Regions from separate parts of the Homo sapiens genome. Here region 2 is linked to region 1. Evidence: read pairs that join two places in POLR2A ChIA-PET (ENCODE). Cell type or tissue: HepG2. All regions are shown on one strand. Each heading gives the region's core, and the rest is flanking DNA. Links, peaks and the distances in the headings are about the cores only.

The links. ChIA-PET counts read pairs that join two places held together with the same protein. Peaks named below come from ENCODE experiments on the same cell type or tissue, not always from the same donor. Only the 100,000 strongest peaks of a DNase experiment are listed, where the experiment ranks them.
Region 2: POLR2A ChIA-PET joins it to region 1 with 31 read pairs; 6 of 35 experiments call an interaction of 5 or more read pairs at or near these places.

The regions. Positions count from the first base shown.
Region 1 is chr7:99,205,858-99,216,982 of GRCh38, forward strand. KPNA7 (karyopherin subunit alpha 7) reads right to left here and starts at 2,258. Exons shown (of 11, transcript NM_001145715.3): 1 at 2,171-2,258; 2 at 1,544-1,632. The coding sequence starts at 1,609. RefSeq lists a silencer at 7,429-7,723 and an enhancer at 7,429-7,723. In HepG2, for the core only: no CTCF peak of the experiment used is centred there; DNase peaks (open chromatin) are centred at 2,314, 4,594, 6,074 and 7,594; H3K4me3 peaks cover 1,093 bases.
Region 2 is chr7:99,093,776-99,104,900 of GRCh38, forward strand. The region is part of intron 1 of SMURF1 (SMAD specific E3 ubiquitin protein ligase 1); the gene reads right to left. Among named protein-coding and RNA genes, the nearest start is that of SMURF1, 45 kb to the right of the region's middle. RefSeq lists enhancers at 4,597-5,451, 5,452-6,305, 8,747-9,946. In HepG2, for the core only: no CTCF peak of the experiment used is centred there; DNase peaks (open chromatin) are centred at 2,526, 4,856, 5,406 and 5,846; H3K4me3 peaks cover 2,306 bases.

The DNA of each region.
Region 1 (11,125 bases), core at 1,118-9,117:
AAAAGATACAGAGATGGAGGACAGAGCTTGCAACACAAAACTATGTGACCAAAGAAGCCGAGTGAATGTTAGAATCCATATACACAGCACACACCCCCCGTCCCCAGCCCTTGGGCTCAACCTGGAAGCAAGAACAGCCTGGACTTCTCAGTTCCAAGTCCTATTTCTACAAGGCATGCCTGTTGGCCATACCTATATGCTAACGTTTTAGCTCCTTGGTAAGCCTCATTGACGTGAGCAGCTGTAAACACCTGTATACTGGCCCTTGAGGAAGCAATCCAGCTCCTCGGAGATAAATAGCAGCCTGGTTTTTTATTTTTTTCAGACGAAGTCTCACACTGTCGCCTGGATGGAGTGCAGTGGCACAATCTCGACTCACTGCAACCTCCACCTCCCAGGTTCAAGCAGTTCTCCTGCTTCAGCCTCCCAAGTAGCTGGGATTACAGGCCCCCGCCACCATGCACATCTAATTTTTTGTATTCTTAGTACAGACAGGGTTTCACCATGTTGGCCAGGCTGGTCTCGAACTCCTGACCTCAAGTGATCACTTTGGCCTCCCAAAGTGCTGGAATTACAGGTGTGAGCCATCATGCCCAGCCCAGCCTGGTTTTTTATTTGGTTTTGTTTTAGAGACAGGGTCTGGCTCTGTCACCCAGATTGGAGTGCAGTGGCACAATCACAGTTCACTGCAGCCTTGAACTCCTGGGCTCAAGCAATCCTCCTGCCTCAGCCACCAGAGTATCTGAGACTACAGGCACACACCACCACACCTGGCCGATTTTTTGTTTTTGTAGAGTTGGAGGTCTTGGTATGTTACCCAGGCTGGTCTAGAACTCCTATCTTCAAGCGATCCTCCCACCTTGGCCTCCCCCAAAGTACTGGGAACACAGGCATGAGCTACCATGCCCAGCTAAGCAGCCCTGTTTTATGGATGAAGAAACTGGGGTTCTGAAATTAAATAATTGCAAGATTCCACGGAAACTTTGATTTGATTCCACAGTTGTCTGGCTCCTAAGTCCACATGCTTTTGTCTTCTCCACCTTTAATATTTTATGATGAAAATAGCAAACATACAGAAAAGTTGGAAGGATAATTCAGGGAAACACCTAGTCATCTATCTAAAGAATCTTTTGCTATATTTGCCTTTTCAACCCATCTCTCCACCACCTCCCTGCCCCCCGCTATTTTTTTTTTGAGATGGAGTTTCTCTCTTGTCGCCCAGGCTGGAGTGCAGTGGCCTGATCTCAGCTCACTGCAACCTCTGCCTCCCAGGTTCAAGCAATTCTCCTGCCTCAGCCTCCCAAGTAGCTGGGATTACAAGTACAAGCCACCACACCCAGGTCATTTTTGTATTTTTAGTAGAGACGGGGTTACACCATGTTGGCCAGGATCGTCTTAACCTCCTGACCTTGTGATCTGCCCGTCTCAGCCTCTCAAAGTGTTGGGATTACAGGCATGAGCCACCGCGCCTGGTCTCTTCACCCCGCTTTTTATGCAGATTGCACTGGTCCCCAATAGAAGCAGGTGGGTGCTTCATACTCACAGACACATCTTTGCCTCGGTACTTAAATTTTCTCCGCCTCTCTTCTGGAGCATCTAAGGTCGGCATATTGACTGGAAGTAGTAAGTTACCTGCAGGTTGGACAGCAACAAAGAAATTTTCAGTGCCCATTGTGTGGGTTATTATGTCAGTATCATAAGGCTCTAACCCTTAAAGGGCTCACAGTGGAGCAAAGGGCAGACCCAGGAAGCTAGCTTTTTTTTTTTTTTTTTTTTTTTTTTTTTTTTTTTTTTTTGAGACAGAGTCTCGCTCTGTTGCCCAGACTTGAGTGCAGTGGGGGGATATCAGTTCACTGCAACCTCCGCCTCCCGGGTTCAAGTGGTTCTCCTGCCTCAGCCTCCCAGGTAGCTGGGACTATAGGCGCCTGCCACCACGCCCGGCTAATTTTTGTCTTTTTAGTAGAGACGGGGTTTCACCACGTTGGCCAGGCTGGTCTTGAACTCCTGACCTTGTGATCCGCCCACCTCGGCCTCCCAAAGTGCTGGGATTACAGGCATGAGCCACCGCTCCCAGCCAGCATTTTTTATTTTTTGGGACCAGAGAAGCTGAGTGAGAGTTAGAACCCATATACACAGCACAGACTCCCCGTCCCCAACCCTTGGGCTCAACCTGGCAGCAAGAACAACAGTCTGGACTTCTCAGCTCCATGTCCTATTTCTGCAAGACCTGCTTGTTGGCATCAGAGTCTCACTCTGTCACCCGGGCTGGAGTGCATTGGCACAATCACGGCTCACTGCAACCTTGACCTCCTGGACTCAAGTGATTCACCCACCTCAGCCTCTTGAGTAGCTGGGACTACAGGCATGAGCCACCACACATGACTCACTTTTTATTTATTTTATTTATTTATTTTTTGAGACAGAGTCTCACTCTGTCACCCAGGCTGGAGTGCGGTGGCGCAATCTTGGCTCACTGCAAGCTCCGCCTCCCGGGTTCACGCCATTCTCCTACCTCAGCCTCCCGAGTAGCTGGGACTACAGGCACCTGCCACCACGCTCAGCAAATTTTTTTGTATTTTTAGTAGAGACGGGGTTTCACCGTGTTAGCCAGGATGGTCTCTATCTCCTGACCTCGTGATCCACCCACCTCGGCCTCCCAAAGTGCTGGGATTACAGGCGTGAGCCACCGTGCCCGGCCACACCTGGCTTATTTTTGGTTTTGTTTGTTTTTGTAGAGTCGGCTTTTCACCACGTTGGCCAGGCTGGTCTTGAACTCCTGACCTTGTGATCCACCCACCTCAGCCTCCCAAAGTGCTGGGATTACAGGCATGAACCTGAAGTCAGCTTCTATAAGCATCACCACACCAGCTCAGTAGGCTGTGAACACTGTGGGAGCACCAAGACCACCAATGCTGGGCATAGCAGTAAAGGAAAGCTTTTAAAAGTGCTTTGGCTTCAACTGGGTCCTCAAATGAGGCAGATGGGCTGGTTGTCATATATAGAAGCCTTTCATGCCAGGTGCAGTGGCTCACACCTATAATCCCAGCACTTTGGAAGGCTGAGGCAGATGGATCACTTGAGGCCAGGAGTTCGAGATCAGCCTGGGCAACATGGGGAAACCCCATCTCTACTAGAAATACAAAAATTAGTCAGGCATGGTGGCGGACACCTATAATTCCAGCTATTTGGGAGGCTGAAGCAGGAGGATCACTTGAATCCGGGAGGCGGAGGTTGCAGTGAGCTGAGATTGCGCCACTGTACTCGAGCCTGGGCAACAGAGTAAGATTCCGTCTCAAAAAGAAAAAGAAAAGAAGGCTTTCACACGGTGTGTCTGAGGAGTTATAAATCAGGCATATGTACAGGGTGGTGAGGAGACCCGCCAAGGCTGCAACAGGAAAACCCCACACCCAATGCACCAGCACATGGGGTCAGGACAGTCTCAAGCACAAGTCACTGAGAATCCTTCAGTAGACTGCCTCCACCCCAGTCCAGACCACTATCACCTCTTACCCACACTACTGCAGTTGCCTTCCAGCTGGTCTCCCTGCTTCTCCCATTGCCTTATTCCAATCTGTTCTTTGCACAGAGTACATGTGATTGTGGATCACCTGAGGTCAGGAGTTCGAGACCAGCCAGACCAACATGGCGAAACCCTGTCTCTACTAAAAGTACAAAATTAGCCAGGCGTAGTGGCAGGCACCTGTAGTCCCAGCTACTCAGGAGGCTGAGACAGGAGAATCGCTTGAACCCAGGGGGCGGAGGTTGCCGTGAGCCAAGATCGCACCACTACACTCCAGCCTGGGCAACAGAGCGAGACTCCAACTCAAAAAAAAAAAAAAAAAAAAAAAAAAAAGAAAAAAATCTGATTAGTCAGGCACAGTGGCTCATGCCTGTAATCTCAACAACTTGAGAGGTTAAGGTGGAGACTTGCTTAAGGCCAGGTGTTCAAGACCAGCTTGGGCAACAAAGCAAGACCCCCGTCTCTACAAAAAATATAAAAATAAGCTGGGCATGGTGGCACATACCTGTAGTCCCAGCTACTTGAGGCTGAGGTGGGAGGATTTCTGGAGCCCAGGAAGTCAAGGCTGCAGTGAGCCACGATTGCACCACTGCACTCCAGCCTGGACAGCAGAGCCAGACCCTGTCTCCAAAACAAACAAACAAAAAAAAGAAAAAATCAAGGAGAATCTGATCTAACTCTCCTGCTTAAAAAAACTCTCCTGGCTACCCAATGAGTTTAGAAGAAAATTCACTTTCTGCACTGGCCCCAGCCCACTTCACCTCCAACAACTCTTTCCTTGATCATTGTGTTCTAGACCCCTGGGCTTCATTATCAAGTGTTCCAGGTTCATTGTACTCGGGCCTTTGAAGTAGCTGCTCTGCCCAGGATCTCTGCACACTTGGCTCCTCTTCATTCAGTCTCTGCTTAAACATCTCTGAAAGCCCTTTTAACTGTCTTCCCAGTCTTATTTTCTTCTCAGCTTTAACCACTGCCTGATATTTTCTTGTTTGTCCAACTTCCTCTCCTCCTACTCCCCATGGTAACAGTACTGTGTCTTAGGCAGGGATTTCTTACCTCTTTCACAACACATGACAAAGTAGGTACTCAAATATTTGTCAAGGGAGGGTACTGTGTGATACGAGACAGGGAGTTGGCCCTCAGTTAGAGGTGGTTATTCAAATCAGGCCAAGTTTGAACTTTTTTTAAATTGGAGGGAGTTTGCTTTTGTGTTTTTGTTTTGCTTTTGAGACAGTCTTGCTCCGTTGCCCAGGCTGGAGTGCAATAAATAGTGTAATCATGGCTTACTGCAGCCTCAACCTCTTGAGCTCAAGTGATCCTCCTGCCTCAGCCTCCTGAGCAGCTAGGACTACAGGCACAAGTCACCAAGGCTGGCTAATTTGTATTTTTTGTAGAGATGGGATCTCACTATGTTGCCCAGGCTGGTTTCAAACCCCTGGGCTAAAGCAATCCTCCCCCTCAGCCTCCCAAAGCATTGGGATTAGAGGCATGAGCCACTGCACCTGGCCCCAACTTTGAATGTTCACAAGGCAGCAGGGAATATTTCTTACAGGTATGTAATATTCATCTGTTTCTGACCATACGAGATGGTCCAGACTACATTATAGAAAAGAGAAAATTGGATAAAGAAAGTCAACTGACTCTTGTCTTCAGTGAATAGCAGCCAAGAATAGTTTTGGTAGAAAAGACTAATTCAGACATATCAATTTGAAAGGGGCAGTGCAGACAACTTGGAGATTTGCATCAGAGAATTTAGAGCTGGCTGGGCACAGTGGCTCATGCCTATAATCCCATCACTTTGGGAGGCCAAGACGGGTGGATCACCTGAGGTCAGGAGTTCGAGACCAACCTGGCCAACATGGCAAAACCCTGTCTCTACTAAAAATACAAAGATTAGCCAGGTGTGGTGGCACATGTGCCTGTAATCCCAACTACTTGAGAGGCCGAGGCAGGAGAATCGCTTGAATCTGGGAGGCAGAGGTTGCAGTGAGCCTAGATCAAGCCACTACACTCCAGCCTGGGCAACAGAGTGAGACTCTGTCTCAAAAAAAGTAATTTAGGGCCAAGACTGATGTTGTAAGAAGAGAGACAAGCTCTATGCAAGATCAGAACAAGGATCGAGTCTTGAGGATGCTCACATTAGGGCCTGAGAGAATGAAGAATTAGCAAAGAACCAGGACAAAGGAGGGAGTTGGAGATAGAACAACAGAGTTAGTATCAGAGGCACTGCTGGCAACAGTAGTCACTGCGCCAGGGACAAGTCCCTAAAATCAAGCTCCAGCCACCCACAGCAAGACAGGAGCTACAGGAGAGCATGTCAGCTGAGCCTCAGAGCAGAGGAAACCAACAGCCCACACCATCCCTCTGGGTTTCAGATCCTGGTGGCTCTGCCTGCTTTAAAGCATTAGTTTCCTCCACAGCCTGGGAAAGAATAGCCTATATACCTTGTCTGCAAATCTGATCCTGGGAAATGCAAATTAGTTCCTGGAATTGACCAATCTCTCCCACTCTCCGATCTCAAAGCCAGAGAGGTGGAGGGTGACACCTGGTTTAAACATTCACGAAGCTCTCAATCATTGTGAGTCATGTTGACCTCCTCCCCAACCAATGTGGACAAAGGGACCTCAGTGAATCCAGAGTCCTTTGGTTGCTGCCCAGGGAGCCCTCACACAAGTTGGCTTAAGACTATCTCAGGCTTTAGATTTCTTCAATACAACTTCAAGCTCGAGGTAGCTTTACTCCTAGCAACACATCAGAACTCAGTATACCTGGGAAGGGAAGAGAACAACATTGCAAGACAGCCTCAGCACTGGGAGATCAGGCTAGGAAACACTGGTGTCCGATCCACATGTGTCCTTTTTTTTTTTTTTTTTTTTTTTTTTTTGAGACAGAGTTTCATTCTTGTAGCCCAGGCTGGAGTGCAGTGGTGCGATCTCAGCTCACTGCAACCTCCACCTCTCGGTTCAAGCAATTCTCCTGCCTCAGCCTCCCACGTAGCTGGGATTACAGGCACCTGCCACCACGCCCAGCTAATTTTTGTATTTTTTTTCTTTTTTTGGTAGAGATGGGGTTTCATCATATTGCTGAGCTGGTCTCAAACTCCTGACCTCAGGTGGCCCACCCGCCTCGGTCCCCCAAAGTGCTGGGATTACAGGAGTGAGCCACCATGCATGGCTTACTTTTAAGTAATCTCAAATTCTGCCCCATAAGGAAGCGTTGCTTTTTAAGACTAAATTGGCCAGGCACAGTGGCTCACACCTATAGTCTCAACGCTTTGGGAGGCCAAGGCAGAAGCTTGAGGCAGGAGTTTGAGACCAGCCTCAGCAAAATGGTGAGACCCTATCTCTACCAAAAAAGATTAAAAAAATTAAAAATTAATCCGGCATCGTGATGGGCACCTATAGTCCCAGATACTCGGTGGGAGGATCGCCTGAGCCCCAGAAATCAAGGCTGCAGTGAGCCATGATTGTGCCACTGCACTCCAGCATGGGTGACAGAGACCCTGTCTCAAAAAGAAAAGAAAAAAAGAAAAGAAAAAATCATTGCTATTGATCACAGTATCCTTTTAACATCTTGAAAACTAGATTCCTAGTCACCAGAATAACCAATGTCAAGAGGATCATCAGTTGAACCAAAATTTGGGTTTAAATGAGATTCTATTTCTAGGTCTCCAAGAGTTGAGACATAGGGCATTTATAAGTCTGGAGTAGACAAGAATTATGGGCCTATTTAAGGAGCAATGGCCAAAAGGGATTTTTTTTTTTTTTTGAGACAGAGTCTCACTCTGTTGCCAGGCTGGAGTGCAGTGGGTCGATCCCAGCTCACTGCAACCTCCGCCTCCCGGGTTCAAGTGATTCTCCTGTCTCAGCCTCCCAAGTAGCTGGAACTAAAGGCTCACACCACCACACCCCCCAGCTAACTTTTGTATTTTTAGTAGAGACGGGGTTTTGCCATGTTGGCCAGGATGGTCTCAAACTCTTGACCTCATGATCCACCGTCTTGGCCTCCCAAAGTGCTAGGATTACATGTGTGAGCCACTGCACCTGGCCTTTTAAAAAAAAAAAAAAAAAAAAAAAAAAAGAGAGAGAGACAGAGTCTCATTGTTGCCCAGGCTGAAGTGCAGCGGAGCAATCATAACTCACTGCAGCCTTGACCTCCTGGGCTCAAATGATCCTCCCACCTCAGCTTCCTGAGTAGCTGGGACCACAGGAACAAGCTACCACACTTCACTAATTTTTTAAATTTTTTGTAGAGATGGGGTCTTACTCTGTCACCCAGGTTGGGGTGCAGTGATACAATCATAGCTCACTGCAGCCTCAAACTACTGGGCTCAAGCAATCCTCTCACCTCAGCCCCCCAAGTAGCTGGGACTACAGATATGCACCACCATACTCAGCTAATGTTTTCATTTTTCAGAGATGCGGTCTTGCTGTGTTGCCCACGCTGTTCTTGAACTCCTGACCTCAAGTGATCCTCCTGCCTCCACCTCTCAAATCACTGGAATTATGCACATGAGCCACTGCACCTGGCCCAAAACATTTATTATGTGCCCAGAATTTTAGACATTTAGGATTAAATGAAGTTTCATCTAATACTAAGGTAAAAATATCCCCATTTTGCAGGTGAAGGAGCCATCTCAGACATCATTTCCCAAAGTTCCCATAACTGTGAAGTATCAGAACCAGGACATCAGATTTGACTCCTGCGTCCAAGCTTTGCAGCCAATAATCTGTAACAAGGTCTAATTAGGAAAGCATGAGATCACCACCATGGCCAGTGCAGTGGCTCACACCTGTAATCCCAGCACCTTGGGAGGCCAAGGTGGGCAGATCCTCTGAGGTCAGGAGTTTGAGATCATCCTTGGCCAATGTGGCAAAACCCCGTCTCTACTAAAAATATACAAAAAAAAAAAAAAATTAGCCAGGGATGGTGGCATGTGCCTGTAGTCCAAGCTACTTGGGAGGCTGAGGCAGGAGAATCACTTGAAACTGGGAGGCAGAGGTTACAGTGAGCTGAGATCGCACCACTGCACTCCAGTCTGGGTGACAGAGCAAGACCCTATCTCAAAAAAAAACAAAAAACAAAAACAAAAACAAAAAAACTAGCCAGTTGTGGTGGTGTGCACCTGTAGTCCCAGCTACTTGGGAGGCTGAGGAGGGAGAATCGCTTGAGCCCAGGAGGTGGAGGCTGCAGTGAGCAGAGATCACGCCACTGCAATCCAGCCTGGATAACAAAGAGAGACCCTGTTTCAAAGGAAAGAGGGGAGGGGAGGTAGGGAAGGGGAGGGGAGGTAGGGGAGGGGAGGGGAGGTAGGGGAGGGGAGGGGAGGTAGGGGAGGGGAGGGGAGGTAGGGGAGGGGAGGGGAGGTAGGGGAGGGGAGGGGAGGGAGGGAAGGCAGGCCACCACTATGGGTGGCACTTAACACATGGGGTGAGATGTTAGAAAGGAGGAAAGCCCATTTCATGCAACAGAAACAATAGAGGCCACTTCTGAAATACCTGCTCTAGCTGCCACCTTGTTGCTACGCTTCACATGTTGCCAATGGCACAATTATCTCAGTTAATGAGACTGAGCATGCATGAGGAAGAGGCCAGTTTGGTACAAGGGGCTGCAATCCTGCCTCTGGGAAAACCCAAGACAGCACTCAGCTCTAAGACCATTGCCAAGGGAACTGCTCATCCTTCTGCCACAACCTGGAAGCCATGGCTATTAGAAACTCGGCGCGGTGGCTCATGCCTGTAATTCCAGCACTTTGGGAGGCTGAGGTGGGTGGATCACAAGGTCAGGAGTTCGAGACCAGCTTGGTCAACATGGTGAAACCCCGTCTCTACTAAAAATACAAAAATTAGCTGGGCGTGGTGGTGGGCGCCTGTAATCTCAGCTACTCGGGAGGCTGAGGCACTGGAATCGCTTGAACCCGGGAGGCAGAGGTTGCAGTGAGCTGAGATGGTGCCACTGCACTCCAGCCTGGGCAACAGAGCGAGACTGTCTCAAAAAAAAAAAAAAAAAAAAAAAAAAAGGCATTTGCCACCTTCCTTCAAACCAAATATCACAGGAAATGGCTTGAAGCCGAGAAAGCTCAGCTGCAGATGAGACAGGGTCCTCCCCACTCCTTGAGGTATCTTTAGGGAGAGGGTTGAAGGTTATAGAGCTAGCAGATCACTTCGTGTAGGGACATTCTGCAAACCCAGCGGCAGAGCAGATCCCTGTTGCTTCTCCAGGCTTCTCTGGTCACAGCTCGGATTCCGCTTCTTTCCCTTCACATGGCTGTTGGCAGCGACCAGGAGAGCTGGGTGCCCTGTCGTTCTTTACTTAAGAAAGTGTTGACAGCCAGGCAGAGGCTCATGCCCGTAATCCCAGCAGTTTGGGAGGATTATTTGAGACCAGGAGTTCAAGACTTGGGGCAACACAGTGAGACCCCATCTCTACAAATAAATGAAAAAAATATATAGCCAGGTGGTTGCTGTACAACTGCAGTCCCAGCTACTCAGGAGGCTAAGGCAGGAGGATCACTTGAGCCCAGTAGGTTGAGGCTGCAGCAGCGAGTTATGATTGCACCACTACGCTCCAGCCTAGGCAAGAGATCCCTTCTCTAATTAAAAAAAAAAAAAAAAGAAAAGCACTGAGTTATACACAGTCCAAGTCAGTACCCTGCCCCTTTTTGTTTTGAGATAGGTCTTACTCCCACCATCCAGGCTGGAGTGCAGTGGCACAATCACAGCTCACTACAGCCTCGACTTTCTGGGCTCAGATGACCTCTCACCTCAGCCTCCCAAAGGAGCTGGGGCTACAGGCACACACCACCACACCCAGCTAAGTTTTTTGCATTTTAGAAAGACAGGTGTCTTGCTACATTGCCCAGGCTTGTCTCGAAGTCCTGGGCTCAAGTGATCCTCCCACTTCAGCCTCCCAAAGTGCTTGGATTACAGATATGAGCCACTGCACCTGGCCCAAGTCAGTACCTTTGTTCATTGGTTCTTCAAGTTTGAGATCCCAAGAAAGCCGAACTAGTGATTAAGACAAATGTCATCCACCTAGGGGTTTTATTTATCCCTGGGGTCTCAGGCCAGCTCAGCTGCTCCCTATACACTGTAAGACCCCTGCCCTGTGTGACAGGTACCAGAGGCCCTGCCAAGGAACCCTACCATGCCCAAGGTCCCCTAGGCTCCCAAGCTTCTTACCAACACCCTCTTTTTTTTTGTGAGATGGAGTCTGGCTCTGTCGCCCAGGCTAGAATGCAGTGGCGTGATCTCAGCTCACTGCAACCTCCACCTTCCAGATTCAAGCAATTCTCCTGCCTCAGCCCCCTGAGTAGCTGGGATTACGGGCATGCGCCACCATGCCTAGCTAATTTTTGTATTTTTAGTGAAGACAGGGTTTCACCATGTTGGCCAGGCTGGTCTCGAACTCCTGACCTCAGGTGATCCGCCCGCCTTGGCCTCCCAAAGTGCTGGGATTACAGGCATGAGCCACCATGCCCAGCCACCTCTTACCCTTTCAATCCTTCTGAGTAAGGGACCATTATGGACTTCCAGGTCTTATTAACGGTATTGAGTCGCTTCCTCTGGTTGGGGCATTTCAGGCCATTTTTGAGCTTTCTATACT
Region 2 (11,125 bases), core at 1,274-9,273, 110 kb before region 1:
ATTTTAAAAAACTATATATGGGATTAGAAGCCAATTCTTCAATTATAAATTGATCATAAGTAAATTTGCTAAAACAAAAAGCTTTACAATCTAAATGTTCAAGATTTGATAGACTTTCTATGTTGTAATATATTAATTTGAATTTTCAAAACTAACAAATAATGAAAGTCAGTCGTAGGTGTCATTAATAGCTCAGTTGAAATTTACGCACAAGATTAACAAGACTGAAATCAATTAAAAGAAATTATTTGAAACTGTATTTGTGTGTGTGCGTGATGTGTGTGTAACTATATATGGTCAAAATTAAAGTCCGCTAATTGTTACCTAAAAGTGACCTTAACTATTTTAGGGAACCAAACCAAAAATATTAGAAATACAATTAGGATCACACTAAAAATTTATAAACAACCTCTTCTGTAAGAAAGAAAAGTCAACAAGAACAACGAATAGCTTTCTATATCACAAAGAGAATGTCTCTATTAATTGAAAACACTCAATTTTTGAATGTTTCAATGAATTAATTCAAATTTTGAACAAGTTTAGGGCAATATATATCAACTTAAATTTTAAATAACTCCACAGGTAATTTTAAATAACTCCACAGGTAATTTTAAATATACAGCTCTGGCTAACTCAATACATCTGAAGTCACTTGAATTTATCATAAGCCCAGGAGACTAACAAATGAATATAAGCAGTACAAAAGGGAATTCAACTTAATTCAAATACCATCTGTTCTGTTCTGCTTCTGTAACACAGATGAGCTCATGTTTGATTGGTAAGTAGCAGTGACATCTTATAGCATGGAAGTCACACTGATTCATTTGAGAGTTTCCTAAGCAAAAAAGTGGAGGGAGTGAAATGAAAATCTTAGGCAAGAAAAGGAAAAAAAAAAAAACTGTCACCTAACTTGGCCTTAGCAAGAAGCTGTATTTTAAGAACAAAGCAACCACCCTATAATGACATTAAATCATTGCCAAATTGTCAGAGCCCTTTAGAAATGGCACCCAAGTCCCAAGCAGTTTTGCAGTTTCATGACTAAAAGTTTCATGCAAAAAATTATTTTATGCCACGCTGTCAAACAGCCTACAGCTGGGTCCCACTCCCCAGACAGCGCACCCACAGCCAGCCAGAGGCTCCCTCAGTTTGGCTACCTGCACTGGCTCCATCAATGGCCACTATCACAGGAGGCCCAGGGCTCAGAGTTCCACTTCTGTGTGCACTGTCTCAACATCCACCGCCCATGTACCAATTCAAGCATTGCCAGGTTTCCATGTTGCTGTTTTTGTTTATTTTATTTTATTTTATTTTATTTTACTTTTGAGATGGAGTCTCACTCTGTCACCCAGGCTAGAGTGCAATGGCGCGATCTCGGCTCACTGCAACCTCCGCCTCCCAGGTTCAAGAGATTCTCTTGCCTCAGCCTCCCGAGTAGCTGGGATTACAGGCATGCGCCACCATGTCCGGCTAATTTTTGTATTTTTAGTAGAGACGGGGTTTCACCATGTTGGCCAGGCTGGTCTTGAACTGCTGACCTCAGGTGATCCACCCACCTCAGCCTCCTAAAGTGCTGGGATTACAGGCGTGAGCCACCGCAGGCGGACTGTTTTTTTGTATATTTTAGTATCCATTTTAGCAACATCCAGCCACACTGAGATGCCTGCTTGGGTGGTCCAGATAATCTCTTAAGGTAGCAATTATGGTTTTTGCTAGTAGTTACCAAGTTGCAATGATTTTGAGAGACCAGCTATAATCTTACTTTTCCCACAAGACACTTATTATTTTTAGTGTATTGTTGTGCAGAATGTATGGTTTTTCAGGGACATAAATTTTCCATCACAGCAGAAACACCAGTGAGTATTTATCAAGTGCCTACTTCCTATGCACAGGCAATGGACTAGGTACTCGAAGTTAAATTTAAGGACCTAAAAGAATATGTTTTCTTAAAGATCTCAACTTAGCCACGGGGGCCTGGGGGAGATGAGAATTGCGCACTTAGCATTAGTTTGCTAGGGCTGCCATAACAAAGTACCATCTGCTCAGTGGCTTAAACAACAGAAATGTATCGTCTCACAGTTCTGAAGTCTAGAAGCCTGAGATCAGTGCCTGAGCCTGGAGAAAACCCAGATGTCCAGCTGCTTTTTTGGCCCTAGGGTCACATTTGCTGAAAGGAGTCCTTTTAGAGTCTGGAGGATGAGGGCTGGAGTCCTTTAACTTCCAAGAATGGGGTCCTGGGGCATTACCTATCAGTGTGGGCTAACCTTCAAAGGGGCAGCACCTTGAGGGTACAAGTTCAGACAGCAGCCCAGCTTCACCTCAGCTGAGTGACCAAGAAAATCTCAAACCTTGGTCTACTGTGAACAACTTTCACCTACAAATGACCAGGACGCCTAAATCATGGGGTAAACCACCAACCAGGCTCCAGGTGGCCACCTGGTAAAATACAGACAGGTAACAAATAGCACTGCAAAGGTTTTGAAAACAAGTGACATTGAAACCACAACCCGCAAAAGGCTAGTTAGAACAGAACACATGCCCTGAGCTCAACTAGGTCAATGCCTGCTAAACAAATGCGTCAATATTCTCCACAGTATTTACACAAGACACAGAGTCTCAGAACATAATAACCAAAATGTCAAGGATAAAATCCAAAATTACTCAGCATATAAAGAACCAGCGAAATTGCAACTCACATGGGAGGAAAAGATATGCCATGCAAACACTAATCATAAGAAAGCCTGAATGGCTATATTAATATTCAACTTCAGAGAAAGAAAAGTGTGGGAGATAAAGAAAGACAGTACATAATAATAAAAGGGTCAATTCACCAAGAAGATATAACAATCCTATATGTGTTTGTACCTAACAATAGAGCATCAAAATACATAAAGCAAAAACTGACAGAATTGAAAGAGGCAAATCTAAAATTACAGCTGGAGACGTAAAAACTCTAATCAGCAATTGACAGAGCTAGTAGACAGAGTCAGCAAGGATATATATAGAAGAACTGAACACCATTAACTAACGGGATCAAACTGACATTTATAGAATACTCCATTCAACCACAACAGTGTACATATTCTTTTCAAGTACAAAATGGAACATTTATAATAGAAATCGTAGCAAACTGAAAGGGACTAGAGTCATACGATGTATGTTCCTGACCATAATGGAATTAAACTAGAAAGCAATGTGAAAAAATAACAGGAAAATCTTCAAACACTTGGATAGTAGACATCACACTTCTAAATAATCCATGGGTGACAGGGAAGGTCTCAAAGGAAATTAGAGAATATTTTGAACTGAAAGAAAAAAAAAAAAGTTTGTGAGATTCAGCTAAACTTAGAATGAAATTTATAAGATTAAATGTTTTTATTAGAAAAGAAAAAAGTTGCAAATCAGGCATCTAAGCTTCTACCTTAAGAAATTTTAAAAGGAAAGCAGAATGAACCATTGCAATCATAAACTCTAACTTGAGCTTCACTGAGTACCAAAAAGAGGGGAGAGAGAGGGAATGAGGCAAAAACAACAGTGAAAGAGGTCACGGCTCCGAATTTTCAACAGTGATTGCAGTGGCTTGAATGTGCACCCCAAGGAGTAAATGTTGGAAACTTCATCTTCAATGCAACTGTGCTGGGAGGTGGACCTCATGGGAGATATTTAGGTCATGAAGGCTCTACTCGCATGAATGGATTGATGACATTAAAAAAGGGCTCGAGGCTGTGAGTTCAATCTCTTGCTCTCTCTCTCACACATGTTCTCTTGCCCTTCCATCTTTCACTATGGAATGACGCCACAAGAAGGCCCTTGCCAGATGCTAGCACCCTGATATTGGACTACCCAGCCTCGAGAACTGTAAGAAATAAACTTCTTTTATTTATAAGTTACCCAGCCTGTGGTATTGTGTTATAGCAACACAAAACAAAGACAGTAATGAATGGCTTCGAAGACAGTAATGCACTTCAAAAAGCCCAAACAGGATAAATGAAAAGAAATACACACCTGGTTACTTCACAGTGAAACTGCAGAAAGTGAAATACAAAGATAAAAATATTGAATGCAGCCACAGAAAAAGGAAAGATTACTTTCCAAGTACGAGTGACCAACTTCTGAAATGCCACAGTGAAGATTTGAAGACAGAAATATCTTCAAGAAAATAACTGCTAACCTAGAATTCTCTACCCAGCAAAAATAGCTTTTAAGAATCAAGAGAAAAATGAAGATCTTTTTCAACAGACAAAACCCAAGTTAGCCACCAGCAAAATTTTCACTGTCAACATCAAGAACTGCTTTTATTGAAAACACATAAAACGGAGAAAAAAATCCCAATTAGTAAATTATTATAAAGTAATTCTACAATAAAGCTAAATTTGCTATAAGAATAAACAAAATCATCTACACCCTTCTCCTTATTTCAGGAGTTAAATCTGATCCTCACATTTTAAATCTAACAGATAATTACCTAATTTTCTGGTAAGGTAAAGAAACTGAGATGGAAGCAGGGGAGACGATAAGATTTTAACCCCAAAATGAGCATTTTCCTATGGGCATTACAAAAGGTAACTGAGTTAGAAGGACCTCTGTTTATGAACATGTTAACTGGCTGGGAGGGAAAAAAAATGACTCTAATCAAAGAGAGAGAAGTATGCATATAATAACAAAAGACAGAATGGTCTCACAGTGTAAAGAGAACTTTTTTCAATTTGACAAGATCATGCCTATGATATCGAACAGTGCATTTTCTCATTTTCATCACTAATTGACTCATATTTCTTCCCCATTGCAACAAACCTTAGCTCCGTATTCACAAGCCCTCTGCTTGGAGCTTCATTGACAAAGAACAGCAGCATACAAAATAGCACCACAGTGCACTGAGAAATGTCACCAAACACTAAGCTATGGGGCAACTAAAACTGGACAGATTTATATTTGTTCTATGTCTGGTCAAGGGAAACTGCAGAATTTAGCTGAATAATACACTATTTCCATTCAGACACATGTTAGTGACTTTCGGCCCTCTGATCATCTTCCCTCCTCATTAAATTATAAGATCCTTTAAGGAGGTTACTCTGCATCATTCACTGAAAACAACATTTAATAAGCGCTTTGTGCCAGGCCCTGGAATGGAAATGATTGAGATCCCTCCTTTCATCTTTGGCAGCAGCAAAGACAAGGAAATAAATAATGTGAATAGCGTTATGAAGACACTGTGATGGGAAGACAAGAAGGAGTAACTAGGGAGTAGATCATTCTATAGAAAGAACATGTGTAAAGACATGTTTGAGAGGCAGAATGCATTCAGGGAAATGTGTTTCTATGGAAGGTTTGGTTCAGGAACAAGAGGAGACTAGAGCCCGATGAGAAAAGGTCTTCTATGCAATGTTAAGGAATTTGGACTTTGCCCTGGAGGCAATGAGGAGCCAAACACTACTACTTTTTTTTTTTTTTTTTTTGGAAAGCTATAAACTCTGGCACGGGAGTAGAAAATGAGAAGGAATGGAGAGAGGCAGGAGGCAGGAAGTTGACCTCTTTGGTGGCTGTTTCAATAGTCGAGGGAGGTTTTACATTGCTTTGCTGTCACTCCACAGTATCTAACACAGGGTCTAACACATAAAAGAGAACAGTAACACTGAACTGAATTGATTCTAAGAAGAAAATACCTAATTTCTTACAGAGTGGTTTATCTGCTTTCTAAGGTCCGTGCAGTAATTCCTTTCCCAGGATAGGGGGGGAAATGCCATTATCATGTACACGCTGGCAAGACCACTGCTGTGGTTTGGTCTGTCCCCACCAAAACTCATGTTAAAATTTGATCCCCACTGTGGCAGCGGTGGGAGGTGGGGCCTATGGGCCTACTGGGAGGTGTCTGGGTCATGGGGGTGGAGCTCTCATGAATAGATTAATGCCTTCCCACGGGAGTGAGTTCTCACTCTCACGGAATGGATTCATTCCCAAGAGGGTGGGTTGTTCAGAAGAGTCTGGCTTCCTTGGTTTCTCTCTCTGGCCATGTGGTTTCTTTGCACACATCATTTCCACTTCTGTTTTCCAACATGAGTTAAAACAGTCTAAGGCCCTCCCCAGATGCAAATGCTCAGTCCTGAACTTTCCAACCCCCAGAATCATGTGCTAAATAAACCTCTTTACTTTATAAACTATCCAGTTTCAGGTATTCTGATACAGCAACTCTAAACGAACTAGGACAGCCACCAGTGCCTTTCACAGCATTCCAAATATACAGTCAAATCCCCGGAGAATCCTGGTTCTCACAGGTTTTTTGTGTGTGTTCATCTTATCACATTTACAGTAATCTTAAAACCTTTAGTGGGAAAAGTTAAAAAAAAAAAAAAAAAAGCTGCAAAGCAAAATGCTCTGACCCCAGAATGCCAAATATATACTTTTAACAATATAAACTAAGCAAAAGGAAAGATGTTGTACTCTACCTAGTAAGAAAGTAAGAACGCATCCAGCAGTTAATTTCAATTTAAAAACGCCATTCCGGCCCTGCCCAATGGCTCACGCCTGTAATCCTAGTACTTCGGGAGGCCGAGGAGTGTGGATTTCCTGAGGTCAGGAATTAGAGGCCAGCCTGGCCAACATGGTGAAACCCCGTCTCTATTAAAAATACAAAAATTAGCTGGGCATGGTGGCGGGCGCCTATAATCCCAGCTACTCAGAAGGCTGAGGCAGGAGAATCGCTTTAACCTGGGGACAGAGGTTGCAGCGAGCCAAGATCGCACCACTTCATTCCAGCCTGGGCAACAGAGCAAAACTCCATCTTGAAAAATAAACAAAAATAAAAAAATAAAAATAAAAATGCAGTTCAGAATTCTCAGCCCAACATCACAGAAATATATATCCAGCTTTCCCAGGAGACTAAAGCAGATTTATTTGAATAAATTTTGTATCTTTGTTAAAACAACAGTTATCAACTCATAGTCATAGCTTATAAGTTAATACTGGAAACATTCTATCAACAGTCAAACTGAGACTTAAAACAGAAGACTAGAGAAGGAAGATTTCATGATGTGAAGTGAAGAGATGAAATTTAGACATATACATCTTACAAAGCAACAAGAATATTCAGAGTCAAAGAGAGATACAATAATTCTTACCAAATTTTAAATCCAAAGCCGAGAAAGAGTGTTTCAGAGATAAGCAAGGTGGAGAAAAGAACACTATACATAATGAAGTGATTTTGAGACTTTTCTTAAATGGAGGAAAAGGTGACCAATTTTTAAATGCATTCGATAAGTTTTCCAGCCATCTCTTCATTTTAGAACTGAATCCAGTTTTCTGGGAGGCTACCAATGAACTTGGTTCTTGATAAGGAACAAAACTATTATTAAGTTCTGAAGAAATATGGGGGGGTAGGGAATAGTGAAAGGAATGTCCCATCCCCGGCCTGGGCAACATGGCAAAATCCCATCTCTACAAAAAAATACAGAAATTAGCTGGGTGCAGTGGTGTGTGCCTGTAGTCCCAGCTACTCAGGAGGCTGAGGTGGGAGGATCACTTGAGCCCAGGAGCTCGAGGCTGTAGTGAGCTATGATTGCACCACTGCACTCCAGCATGGGTGATAGAACAAGACCCTGTCTCAAAAAGAACAACAACAAAAAAGAATGTTCCATTCATGTAACATGCAGTTTCTACTAATTTTAAAACTGAGCTACAGTGTTCCTGGCTCATATTTGGAGCAGAGATTTAAACAGCAAAAAAATACCCTACCAGAGACATGCACAATTAAATTTCAAACTGAAACACAATAAATAGATTTAATTTATTGCCCAATGTGTAATCACTTTTCGTAAATGGAGGTGGGAATTCCACATCTAAAGGTCTAGACATTTTAATCTCACCCTCAAGGGAAAAAAATGATACACACGGCCGGGCATGGTGGCTCACGCCTGTAATCCCAGCACTTCGGGAGGCCGAGGCAGGCGGATCGCCTGAGGTCAGGAGTTGGAAACCAGCCTGGCCACTGTAGTGAAACCCCATCTCTACTGAAAACACAAAAATTAGCCAGGCGTGGTGGTGTGCGCCTGTAAGCTATTGGGAAGGCTGAGGCAGGAGAATCATTTGAACAGGGAGGCGGAGGTTGCAGTGAGCCGAGATTGTGCCATTGCACTCCAGCCTGGGCGACAGAGCACGACCACGTCTCAAAAAAAAAAAAAAAGATACATACAAAACAAGGGAATAATTTCATTTTTCTTATTTTGCATTTCCATGTCTAGGCACATTCAAAGACTTTTAATGTGATATTATGATGCACATTTGAAATTTTCAAAGACAAGGCATTGTATATTGGCTACCCTTTTATATGGGCATACTAGGATTACACATTTTGATTCCACTTAAATTTGTACTATATATAAAAGATAGGTAAAATAGGATCCTATACATAGTAACATGGAATTTTTATATTTTTATACATTCTAAAATCTCCCTAATATTATGATGAAATTATTTCAATATTTTGTTGTTCTTTGTACATATTAATATCCTACGCATCTGTCTCTAAAGAGTTTTGAAAGAGAATTTATCCACTCAATAGTTAAAATGGTTAAAATGGCAAATTTTATAATGTGTATTTTGCCAAATTTACAAAATGAATAACTGAATATACCCAAAACCACTGATATTTACACTTTAAAGGGGCAAATTATATGGTATGTGAATTCTATCTTAATATAGCTGTTTAAAAAAACTTACAGAGCCCTCTTCCAGAAAAGCTGCCTTGTCAACACTTTGATTACTCATTATGTGAAAATACAAATATTGTTGATTCTGTGTCAAACGGATGATTCAGAAGAGATGGACACTGACTGTGAAGAAATGTTAAGAATTCCTTAATCTATTTTTCTTATACTTTTAAATTATGTATATACAAGAATAACACATGCAAAAAATCTATACTTAAATAAGTGGCTCTTTCAATGTTATAAGTAAAGGTTATAGATAATTAGAAAGCATCAACATTATTTGATTCATAGCATTTTTTCTCTTTTGGTGGTGCACGTAATTGTAAATCTTACAACTGCATTTTTTTGGTTTTTTTGTTTTTTTGTTTTTGAGACACAGTCTCACTCCGTCACCCAGGCTGGAGTACAGCAGTGCGTCTCCAGGGCTCAAGCGATCCTCCCACCTCAGCCTCCCAAGTAGCTGAGACCACAGGTGCGTGCCATCATGCCTGGCTTATTTTTCTATCTTTAGGGGAAATAGGTTCTCACTATGTTGCCCAGGCTGGTTTCAAACTCCTGAGTCAAGCGATCCACCCACCTCAGCCTCCCAAAGTACTGAGATTACACGTATGAGCCACCACACCCGGTTACAATCAATTTTTTTTCTTTTTTGGTGGCACATGTAATTGTACATCTTACAATCAATGTGGTTTCAGATTCTGAGTTGAGACTTAGCAAAAAGGAGGAAGAAATAGAGACATGGAGCTTCTAATCTCTAAACACCTATGTATACACCACTCCCAGCACTGTATACATACGCCTGTGTTCATACACATGTGGCCCTTTTCCTAAGCCTCCTGTGAAATCAAACACATTTTCATTCCAATAAAGCAATTTCTGGAAAGTTATAAAAGACACCGGGGAAAGGTATTTAAAATGAATACCATTTTGCTAATTAACTGTGTTTACTATTACAATTACTAAAATAAATGTACTCCCCTTATGTGACGGTATGACAAAGCAGGAATCTGATGGACATATTATGTCAATTACTCATTTGAATCCATGACTCAGAGTATTTTAAATATACATATGGAAACCAGAGTCTTTTCATAACCAGACTCTACAAACAAGAAATGTGTGCCAAGACGTGACAAACACAATCTTAAAAAGCTTCACAGATTTAAATCTTCCATTTAAAGCACAACTTATTTTATCAATGCTTTTATGTAATCCCCAAAATACAGCAACACTGAGTTTAAAATTCCAAAGATGTTTTCTGGTTTCAATGATGGAAATTGCTTGTCCTGTCTACAATAAACACACACAGTAGGACACAAAACTTCAAAGAGAAAATTCATATATTGATGGAGACAATTTTTGAAATTTTCTTGTCATATATGAAAAGCAATTTGTGATGGATATCTCCGGGCCACAACTTTTTTTTTTTTTTTTTTGAGATGGAGTCTCAGTCTGTCACCCAGGCTAGAATGCAGTGGTGCGATCTCAGCTCACTGCAGCCTCTGCCTCCCGGGTTCAAGCAATTCTCGTGCCTCAGCCTCCCAAGGGATTACATGCGTGCGTCACCACGCCTGGGTAATTTTTGTATTTTTAGTAGAGATGGGGTTTCACAATGTTGGCCAGGCTGGTCTAGAACTCCTGACCTCAAGTGATCCGCCTGCCTCGGCCTCCCAAAGTGCTGCGATTATGGGCATGAACCATGGTGCCCCGCCGGGACACATAACTTTTCAACTGGAAGAAAAGTATTCTAAAACGTTATATTTTTACAATAACTTAAGAATCATTTTGGTCACTATAGAGGTAACATATGCTCATAGAAATCAGAAGAAATAAATAGTAATAAAAGTATCCATGATCTCACTACCCAGCTATAACTGCTATTACTACTTTTTCCTCTAGAGCCTTTCTGTCTTTATCAGGGAAAGGACAGTGAAATGGCTAAGTGCCTGGTTCTGGAGCCTCACTCCCAGGTTGAAACCCCCCTCTTCCACTTACTAACCCACGTGATCTTGGGCAAGAGTCAAAATCTCTATGCATCATCTGTAAAATAGGAATAGTAGTAATACCTACTTGATCGGATTTTTAATGTAATTATCCTGCCCATACGGTTTTGCTACCTGCCACTGTCACTTAATAGAATGTGTGAACGGTTTCCATGTCATTAGATATTCTCACATAAAATGTTTAAGGGCTGCAATTATTCCGATACATGGCTGTTCCATAATGTATTAAGATCCCTAGTGCTAGGCATTTAAACTGCTTCCAATTTTCTGCTATTATACAACAAGCAGTTATATGAGGAGAGTAGGAATGATTGGAAGCTGGGGATCCCACATTACAGTGGCAATGACAGCAATAGGGGCTTCACGCAGACCAGGCTGTTTGCCTATGACCAGGATGCTGGTTTCCTGGTCACCCAAGCTACC